Linked DNA regions of Homo sapiens: region 1 is linked to region 2. A link is a contact called in ENCODE Hi-C or POLR2A ChIA-PET data. All regions are on one chromosome and are shown on one strand. The core of a region is the stretch at or near the end of the contact, and the rest is flanking DNA. Distances in the headings are between cores, read along the strand shown.

Region 1 (4,936 bases), core at 10-2,509, 250 kb after region 2:
GAAACTTCTTGATTTAAGAAGCATGCCACAAATTGCTATAAAGTTATAAAAGAGTAAGAAATTACTAAATTGGAGGCATCTCCTGTACAATCTAAAATTCAGGACCCCTTGTGAGAGGTCACTTGCTCCCTGTCGCCATGGAGGGGCATGGGATCTGTGCGTAAACATAAAATCTCTATGCACACATGTGTACACTTGCAATTAAGCCAAAGAATCTGCAGAGTATGTTTAAACCAGTGTAACACACCTCTCAGTCATCTTCACCCCAAAACGCTTTACAATGGAAATGGACTTTGTGCTCTGGGTTACTGAATTCTAGTCTTGGAAATATCCTCAAGCACGTGGAAAAGGAACTCGCACTTACTGAGTGCCCTCTGCGTGTCACAGACTTTACATAGGTTATCTCTAATGCTTATAGCAACCCTTCCAGATCTGAAGTTTAAGAGGCTTATATAACCTGCTCAAGGTCACACAGTTAGCAGGTGACAAAAGATAGATAACAAAAGCTACTGAAATCCTAGTTTATCTGACCCCAAAGCCTAGGTGCTTCCTCCTAGACCAGGGGGTTGGCAAATTACAGCCCATGGGCTAAGTCCTGCCCACCACCTTTGTTTTTGTACCACCTGTGAGTCAAAAACATTCTTTACATTTTTAAACAGTTGAGAAAAAGAAGAAGAATTTGTGGTGCGTTAAAACAATATGAAATTCAGATTTCAGTGTCCACATGTAAAGTTTTGTTGGAATGCGGCCCTGTCTATTTATTTACCTATCGTGTGTGGCTACTCTTGCACCACGATGACAGAGCTGATTGGCTGCAACAAAAACCATATGGCTGGCAAAGTCTAAAGTGTTTGCTTCCCTGGACCTTTTAATTTTTTTTCTTTAAGTAGAAATGGGATCTCACTATATTACCCAGGCTGGCCCCAAACCCCTGGTCTCAAGTGATCCTCTTGCCTCGGCCTCCTAAAGTACTGGGATTACAGGTGTGAGCCACTGCACCTGGCCTGCTTCCCTGGACCTTTACAGAAAAACTGTGCCTCCCCCTGCTCTAGAGCCTGTAGCCCTGTAGGTGATCCTTTTACGGATGAGAAAACAGAAGTCCACAGAGATTTAATAACCGTGTCCCAAGTTAAACAATCTTGGGAGAGATGCAGGTCTGACAGATGAGAAATCCTAAATCATAAATGTGCTGAGTTTCAAAGAAGCTCATAGATGGGTCAGCAAACCTGGCTGACCGCGATGGAGAGAGTGAGTGAGTGGAGTGGAGCAGAGCAGCCCAGAAGCTGCAGAGGTCATAGCAGAAATTCGGGCTCTGGTGGAGAATGATGCAATCAATTTGGGAATCTGAAATGACAAAGAGACAGAATATCCTGCCAGGAAGACACTGTCATCTGCAGCGTGGAGGCCGGATTAAAGGAGAGCACTCAAGACTCACTTGCCAGGGCAGAGTAAATCACTCTCAGAACTTGATCTTTCACTCAGTGAAACAAATAAAAGAAAATGGTAATAAACAAAAATCGTGGTACTATTGCAATTAATTTGTTCATAACATATTAAGAGAACGTTTATAAAATATGATTGTTTTTGTAAAAGAAATTGCATATGTATTTGTGTGTGTGTATCCATAGGAAAAAGCAAAGATAGATTTACATCAGCTTTCCAATGGTAGCTACTTCTACAGAGAGAGAGAAAAGAGAGGAGGGAAGCTCTCGTGTTCTATTTTATACAAAATTATATCATTTGAATTTTTATCTTGAGAACATAATATTTGCAAAAACTTAAAAACAAAATAAGTGATCTGTTATCTGTAAAATAAATAGACTGTAAAAGATTGTTTAGTGTCAGTGTGGAAGTCACTAGGAGGTAGCCCCCAAAAGCCATTAGGCTGGTAAAAATCTAAGCAAAGCCTGTAAACCAGTTCATTGCAAGATCTGTAAACTAATTAGCTGTATGATGCCAATACCAATTTCCTGGTTTTGATCAGCATATAATACTACATAAGATGTCACCATTGCAGAAGCTGAGTGATGAGTGCATGGGACCTCTTAACACTGTTTTTGCAACCTTTTGCTTTTTAGAAGTTTAAAATTGAAAATTGAAAATTGAAAAAGAGCCGAGCATGGTGGCTCACGCGTGTAATCCCAGCACTTTGGGAGGCTGAGGTGGGCAGATCAGTTGATGTCAGGAGATCGAGATCAGCCTGGCCAACACGGCAAAACCCCATGTCTACTAAAAATACAGAAATTAGCCAGGCATGGTGGTGTGTGCCTGTAATCCCAGCTGCTAGGGAGCCTGATACATGAGAATCACTTGAACCTGGGACACAGAGGTTGCAGTGAGCCAAGATCGTGCCACTGCACTCCAGCCTGGGCAACAGAGTGAGACTCTGTTTCAAAAAAAAAGAAAAAGAAAATTTTAAAAGCGGCTGAGCATAGTGGCTCATGCTTGTAATCCCAGCACCTTGTGAGGCTCAGGTGGAAGGATCACTTAAGCCTAGGAGGTCGAGGCTACATTGAGCCCTGATCTCGCCATGGCATCCTAGCCTGGGTGACAGAGTATAACCCATCTCAAAAAAAAATAAAAAAAAGAAAGTTTTAAAAGAAAACTACTAGGTGGAACTACATGAAGTTGTAATATTGGACTGTTTTTGACCCACAAATATGGCAATTTCATATAGTTAACTCTACAGTTAATCTAGGGAAAGGTGTAGCTGAATTAACTGTATTTGAACCTGTCTGAAAGAGCTTTGGCAACAGATGGAGGCCGTCTGCATGGGGTATGGCAGCTTCAATTCAGCAAGCCTCCTGAGGACTTCATGGTTTCGAGGGGCAGCTGTGGTCCTGGGGTTCAGCTCCCTCTATTCTGACTCCCCCCTCACTAAGCAGCACTGGTGCTGGGAACATGGGTTCCCCAGTCCCTGGGAAGATACGCAGCTCTTGACATGCAGGCTGATGATCCTTCCCTGAAAAGTTTTGTTAGCAAAAGCTGCGCAGCTGGAAGAGTTCTGGGTGAGTGGACAACATTATGCTTCAGGTCCTAGAAAGCTGAGGATAACCCTTAAGAGTGTGGTGGTCACAAGCCAGCACCACCCCTCGGGGTAGCCAGGCTCTCTCTGACGTGGCTTCTGCATGGTCAGCACTGACCAAAGACACAAACAAAGGGTGGACCTCAAAAGACCCAAAGGAGAAGTAGGATGCCTCAGCAGCTGCTCCACAGAAGCAGCCACCGTGGTGCCGTGGCAGCCCTTTGGACAGGGCTCCCAAATGTGCGGAATACTTAGGCTGAAGGAAAAGAGCACATTCTGGCCAGGCGCGGTGGCTCACGCTTGTAATCCCAACACTTTGGGAGGCCGAGGCGGGCAGATCACCTGAGGTCGGGAGTTTGAGACCAGCCTGACCAACATGGAGAAACCCCATCTCTACTAAAAATACAAAAATTAGGTGGGCGTGGTGGCACATGCCTGTAATCCCAGCTATTTGGGAGACTGAGGCAGGAGAATCACTTGAACCCAGGAGGTGGAGGTTGGGGTGAGCTGAGATTGTGCCATTGCACTCCAGCCTGGGCAACAAGAGAGAAACTCTGTGAAAAAAGGAAGGGAGGGAAGGAGGAAGGGAGGAAGGGAGGGAGGGAGGGAGGGAGGGAAAGGAGCACAGTCTCTGTTATAGGCAGAGTTTGACACAAATTTCCCAGGCCATAGAAACTCTGGGACTGGACTGAGGAATAAATGACCCTAGGTTATTCTCCTCGACAGCAGGACACCAATAAAATCGCTGAGAAAATTTGTCAAATACATTGTTTCAGAAAGAGTATTTGCATTTTCAGTGTCAAAAAAAAGAAAGTAAACTAAAACTAAACTTAATTTTAAGTCTTAAAATTAAATGGAGTATTTATTTTTTCCTTAACGTCTTTTGCCTGTTACCAGTACTAAAAAGAAATATTTTAGAAAGGTGTTAAACATTTGGGTGAGAGAATAGCTGAAGAAAGCAATACCATGGGCAACCACTGAAGTGCTCTCGGAGAAGAGCATGGAATGAGAAGAGTGCATTACTTTGCTAGTGCATTGCAAATGTCAGACTGCATTACAAATTCATAGACTGGGGGGCTTAACAGAAGTTTATCAACTCAAAGTTCTAGAGACTGTAAGTCCAAAATAAAGGTGTTAGCAGAGTTGCTTCTACTAAAAGGAAAACTTCAGACACATTAAATTTAGCAGAGTTTACATGACCAAAGAATGATTCATGAATAGGGCAGCCATCTGAAAAAGAAGAGGTTCAGAGAACCCCACCTAGCCTTGTGAACAGAGAGCTTTTATAGGCCAAAGATGGGGAGGCAAAGTAGACAAATCACCTGATTGGCTATAACTAGGCATTTGCCTTATGGGATATTACTGGTGTCCTTATAATAAGGGAAATTTGGACACAGAACACACACAGGGAGAATGCATGGTGTGATTTGTTGGCTGCTGCTGATTGGCTGAAACCTATTTGTTACAAAAATGTACTATTAAGTTAGGTTGTGGCTTGTTGTGTGGGAACTCTTAGAGACAGCCTCAGGCCAACAGCCTCCTGCTTATTGAATTCAACACTTCTTTTCAAAGGCTGTGGGGGAGAACCTGTTCCATCACTTTTTCTCAGCTTCTGGTGGTTTGCCAGCAATCTTTGGTGTCCTATGACTTGTGGAAGCATCCTCTCAATCTCTGTGTTTATCTTTTTATTTTATTTATTTTTATTTTTATTATTTTTATTTTTAGAGACGGGGTCTCACCATGTTGCCCAGGCTGGTCTTGAACTCCTGGGCTCAGGCAATCCTCCCATCTCAGCCTCCCAAAGTGCTGGGATTACAGGTATGAGCCACCACGCCCAGCCTATTTTTTTTTTTTTTTTTTTTTTTTGAGACAGGGTCTCAACTCTGTCTCCCAGGCTGGTGTGCAGTGATG
Region 2 (4,926 bases), core at 1,519-4,018:
TGTCCACAGGGCTGTCCGGAGAGCAAGCAATCAGTAAGTGTTTGTTGGATACTAAGTGAAGGATGAAATGACTGAATGCACCAGTAGGTGAAATGGATGCTTCTGCTTGCAGGGCAGGCTCTAAGATTTGAACAGCGGCATGGCAGAAGCATCGCCACAAGTGCTGATGAGGTGATGGCTTAAAATACTGCAAGCCCCATGCAGAGTGAAAACTCCTTTCACGGGAGGAGATAGACGGCCCAGGAACTGTTGCTCTAGCCTCATTATCTGTGAATGATTGATTCCAGACAGGAATTGAAGATGAGGCAACTGAGAAAAGGAAAAGGGAAACACCCTGTGTGCCTGTTAAATGCCCTTGTTCACCTGGCGAGAGATATGCATATATAGTCTCACCACTGACTATCTTTTTATATATATGGTGTATATATAAAAATATAGAAGTGTACAGTGTATGTGTATATGTGTGTATATATGTGTATATGTCTGTGTATAGACACATATATGCACATACACACATTATGTACATTTATATCTATATAACGGCAATGCCTGAGCTGGCTATTTCCAGGCGGCCAATATCCTGTTTTAAACTGATTTAAAATATTGCCACTGTAAACTAATATCGTGATTTGCAACCACTTAAATTCTGGAAGAATTTCTCAGGACTGTGATGAAAATCCCAGCGTCTGGTGGTTCCCTCATCGCAGCTTAACCCTAATTGCCTACACTAAGTCCAATTAGTGGCAAATCAGATTCCCCTTCATTTCATCTGATGAAGTAAGCTTTGGCAGGAGCATCTGCCCACGCAAAGCAGGGTGAAGACAGAGAGAAGAACGGGGCTGCAGGGAACGGGGACACGAGTGTGGGGACCCAAGGGTGACCACAGTCCTCCTGCCCCTGAGTCCCCACGGCTCCGTGCCTCCGGCTTGCAGATTCCTTTCCCTGGATAGAGTTTTTGCAACTGAGTTTGGTGAGAATCAAATCTATCAGGTACAGTCCTAGAAACAAATAACTTGAAGTCTACTTTAAAGGCAGATTCTCTTGGTCTCTTTCTTTCCTGTGTCTGTACCTCTGTGCATCTCTAACACACACACACACACACACACACACACACACACACACGGCCCTTCTGTAAGCACACTTTCCTCGCTGTCCCAGTCCTCTCAGTGTCCACGCTCCTGCAGGCGCTGACTTGGGTGGCGGTTGCAGAGGAACCAGTAGGACTGGCACGGCCATGGCCATGGAGCATGTGGTCCAGGGCACAGATAGCAGCAGCTCTGGTTCCAAAGGCAGTGCGTCCTGCCAAAGCCTTCTCTCTCTGCATCTCAAGGTCACAATAATAGATTACGAAAGAGTGGAAAAGCACAGCTCAGAAAATGGGCCATGGGGACTTTCCTCTGGGTGAGGAGGGAGAGAACAATGCCCGATGCGGCAGCAGGTCGTTTGAGCTCTGCTAGGGAAGGAAACGCGGAGCGTGAGGTCCCTCCAATGCCCGGCACCTGCAACGCCTCCTGTCCAAGGGCTCTGAAAACACAAAAATTGGGACCATTGGAAAATGATTTTTAAGGTGCTCTGATGTAGAAGAAATTCCATCACAAACATTAACCTGTTTCACAAGAATCAAATATTTACTATTGTGTTTCATGGTGGCTACTTTTTAAGTCCCTTGCAAATTAAGGTAGGACAAATGTTCTCACAAAATAAACATTCTCCTGTCTTCAGAAACCACTGATAAATAGTCCAGGCCGATGGATCCTTGCCTCTCCTCAGAATAAGGGAGGGCTGTTATTTTAAAGCAGCAAATAGAACAGATCCTCAAGTGCCCTGGCGGAACAGAAGGCTGGACTGTTAAAGTCTGTGACACTCTCAGTGATGACGTTGGTTTCTAAGGGCTGCAGCAGCCATACCCAAAGAAAACATTTTATATATGATGATGTAGTAACTATACTTCAAGTCTTGACTTAAAAATGTATAATTCAACAACAAAATTACAATTTCTCTGTAAAAGGAGCACTTTTTAAAAATCCAAGCCACTTACACTGGTTTGAAAATATTTGGGGGGTCTTAACTGCTTCTGAGGCTATAGCAAGTGGTTTCTCATAAAATCAGACCCAAGGGAACTCTCTGAGAGGACCCTAGGCACTTAGATTTTATTCCGGGTATAATTTATTCCAAACAGTTTAGCAAAATGATGGTCACATTATAAGAGCATACTCTGGATGCAAAATGTCCAGGAAAGACAGAAGTAGAGGTGGGGTCCAAGAAACAATTCCAGTCTCCTAGAAACCATGCCTTCTGCTCAAGCCAAGTGCTTCTCCTGATCACGTCCTCCTGGTAACTCCTAGCAGCTGCGAGCATTGGAACATAGTCTTACCAGTTCCGGAGCCACCAGGCACCTTCTCTGAACGTCTGAACTATCAGCCCCTTCCCTCAGAGCAGGCCTGCAGGGACTCAGCAAGGCTGGGTGCTGGAGGGCCACTCTGTAGGTCTGGCCAGAGGGAGACCACACCACCCAAAGAGCCATTCAGCGACCAAGGCTCCCCTGAGCGGTCGCTGCTGGTGACACAGGCCCTTTGCTGGGAGAGCCCAGCCCTACTCAGAACAGAAGGGCTCACTGCTCCAGCCTCCAGCCTTCAATCCCAGCTGCAGCTTTTCAGCTCTAGTTTTCCCTCCAGGTTATCTTCCCTCTGTGGCTTCCAGCGGGTCACCCTGTGATGCTGCAGTTCCCCAGTCTTTGCAAACGGGGGAGAGATGACTACTGACTTCCGCGATGATTCATGCTGGTTGTTTACAGCAGAGACAGAGGCAGTGCGCTGCCTGCACGTCTTGGAATTAGCTGAGCTGTGAGGGTGCAGCGAGGCCAGCACCGGGGTTCCCGGGTATGCCAAAGCTGGAATTGTGCTGCTCCTCTGCAGAGGTGCAGGGGGAGGGGGGAGCAGGGATACAAAACCTTGCCGGTCAAGGAACGCAGTGTTCCTGGCCCTGTCTGGAACCTTCACAAAGCAGGTGGGAAGGGAAAGTGCATGGGTAAGACGGACTTCCCAAAACAGCTTCTGCCAAATGAAATAAAGAATATCCAGTTCCTCCTTTTTAAATAAATAAATATATATATATATATATATATAAAATTATGAAATAATTTAAATACGTAGAAATATGCAGAAATAATAGATCAAAGGCCCAAGTACCCACTCATCAGCTTTAACATTTTGCTGTCTATACTACAGATTTTTTTATTTTCAAAAACAAAAATGTAATCAGTCAAGCAAGCACATGGCAGCTCCTGAAGGGATTTGATGTTGAGCAATCGCAATATCAAATGAGCCCACCTCCAGTTCTCCGCTGAACGGATCAGCTCATAGGTGTTACTTCCCTCACCCTGCCACCCCCGAGTCTCTTCTGTTGCTTGTGGGACACCGTGGCGAGAGCTCCGGAGTCCAGACTCCACTGTGGAGACTGACATGGTTCCCTGAGCTCCCTGCTTGGTCTCCTGTCCTGCCTGGTCTGAAGTCCTGCCTACGAAGACTGATGGCACTGTACCAATGCAGCAGCTTCCAAATCACTGAGCAAGCAGCCCCCAGCTTCCCCTCTCCCCCTGAGCCCACCTTCTCTCCACGCTCCCTTGTCCCAGGCTGTCCATAGGCACCATTTGGCTCCAATTCCACATCATAAGCGTTTCTATGAATATAGGCTTTGTGGAATGTTTATTCATAGGACATTAATCCCAGAGGGGAATAAAAGCAGTGCTGTCCATGACATTATCTGTGTTAGCCTTGGATTGTCTGCTGTAAAATGCTAATTGCAGCCTCTGGAGTTGAGAAGGTGTTTGTAGGAAGCCTGAACAGGGAGCAGGAGGGCAGGCAGAAGAGGCAGCCCAGCCTTCTAGGATGCCAGGGCCCTCAGAGGAGGAGGAAGGCCTGAGGCCAGGCAGCAGGTAGACAAGGCACAGAGCCTGGTTCTGGAGCTGGGCCTGGGAGGAGGCCTTTGTACTGCCCAGAGGAGGGGCCACAGTGTCCCTCCAGCCACCTGCTCACTGGTTTTACCAAAGCTGGTATCCACACATCCCAAGGGTCTCCTCAGAGCCCATGCCGCTGAACAAACCCACGTTTTTTAAAATGAGAGTGACACCAGCCTGCCCATCCTCACAGTGCAGCAGGGTGTGAGTGTGCAGTGGGGAGCAGGGAGCTAAATCCTAATATACGTGATGTATTTTGAGATTCCAAGGAGCTCCTGGATATGCATTCAAGGGTGGCAGTGTTTCAGGAGGGGCAGATGGGTGTGCAGGCAGCCACACCCTTTCCCCTCCCCCTCCCCCTCCCCCAGCAATTTGTTCCTTTTCAAGTTTGAGACACGCAAGTCTTGCATCTGTGTCTCTGGAGCCGCCTACACAAACCAGCGCAGAGATCACAGGGCTGGGACTGGCTGGCGACAGTTCGCTCCCTTAACTCCAGAGGAGGAAATGGAGCCAGAGGTCGTAAAACGATGATAGAATCGAAAACAAGACCATTTCTTTCTGTACCCCACACCCTTTTTACTTTCACAATGCACACACCCACACCCCACATGCACACTCACACCCATGTCCAGGGTGGCTGGACAGAGCCCCTCCCAGTACTGCCATTCATTTTGCATACATGTTTGGCTGGCTAGTGGGCAGGATTATGTCTGAGAAAACCTCCTTTTAATCAATCTGATGCTTGCCAGCCAAGGAGCTGACAACTGTGCAAAGCACTGAGCCATGGGGCAGTGTTCCGTTTTGTCTCCTCTGGGCAGCTGACAAGATGGAGTCCCTCGGAGGTGAGAGGATGGTTTCTAGAAGCACAGGAATTCTCAGTAGTGGATTAAACTGCAATGCAGACCTTCTGCATCCCCAGTGGAGAGTCAGAAGCCTGGGAGGATGCTAAGCATTCCAAGCAAGCAGTCTTC

Evidence for each region. A loop is a pair of places that touch in the nucleus more often than their neighbours do. ChIA-PET counts read pairs that join two places held with the same protein, here RNA polymerase II (POLR2A).
Region 1: a loop to region 2 is called in a map of heart left ventricle, with 2.4 times the contacts of the local background. The contact joins two enhancer-like sites. A Hi-C loop is called at or near these places in 1 of 168 maps with a recorded cell type or tissue (heart left ventricle). POLR2A ChIA-PET finds 5 or more read pairs at or near these places in 6 of 52 experiments (A549, H1, MCF 10A and 3 more).

Annotation. Positions count from the first base shown.
Region 1 is chr6:6,997,017-7,001,952 of GRCh38, forward strand. No RefSeq gene overlaps it. Among named protein-coding and RNA genes, the nearest start is that of RREB1, 110 kb to the right of the region's middle. RefSeq lists an enhancer at 4,360-4,654. Within about 2 kb of position 1,260, at least 2 of the 41 ENCODE cell types and tissues checked have a DNase peak (open chromatin) inside an H3K27ac peak, as active enhancers do.
Region 2 is chr6:6,747,400-6,752,325 of GRCh38, forward strand. All of the region lies in intron 2 of LOC101928004 (a long non-coding RNA gene), which reads right to left. It overlaps LOC105374901 (a long non-coding RNA gene), which reads right to left. Exons shown (of 2, transcript NR_187807.1): 2 at 4,507-4,926. Among named protein-coding and RNA genes, the nearest start is that of LY86-AS1, 130 kb to the left of the region's middle. RefSeq lists enhancers at 2,613-3,230, 3,851-4,468. Within about 2 kb of position 2,769, at least 27 of the 41 ENCODE cell types and tissues checked have a DNase peak (open chromatin) inside an H3K27ac peak, as active enhancers do.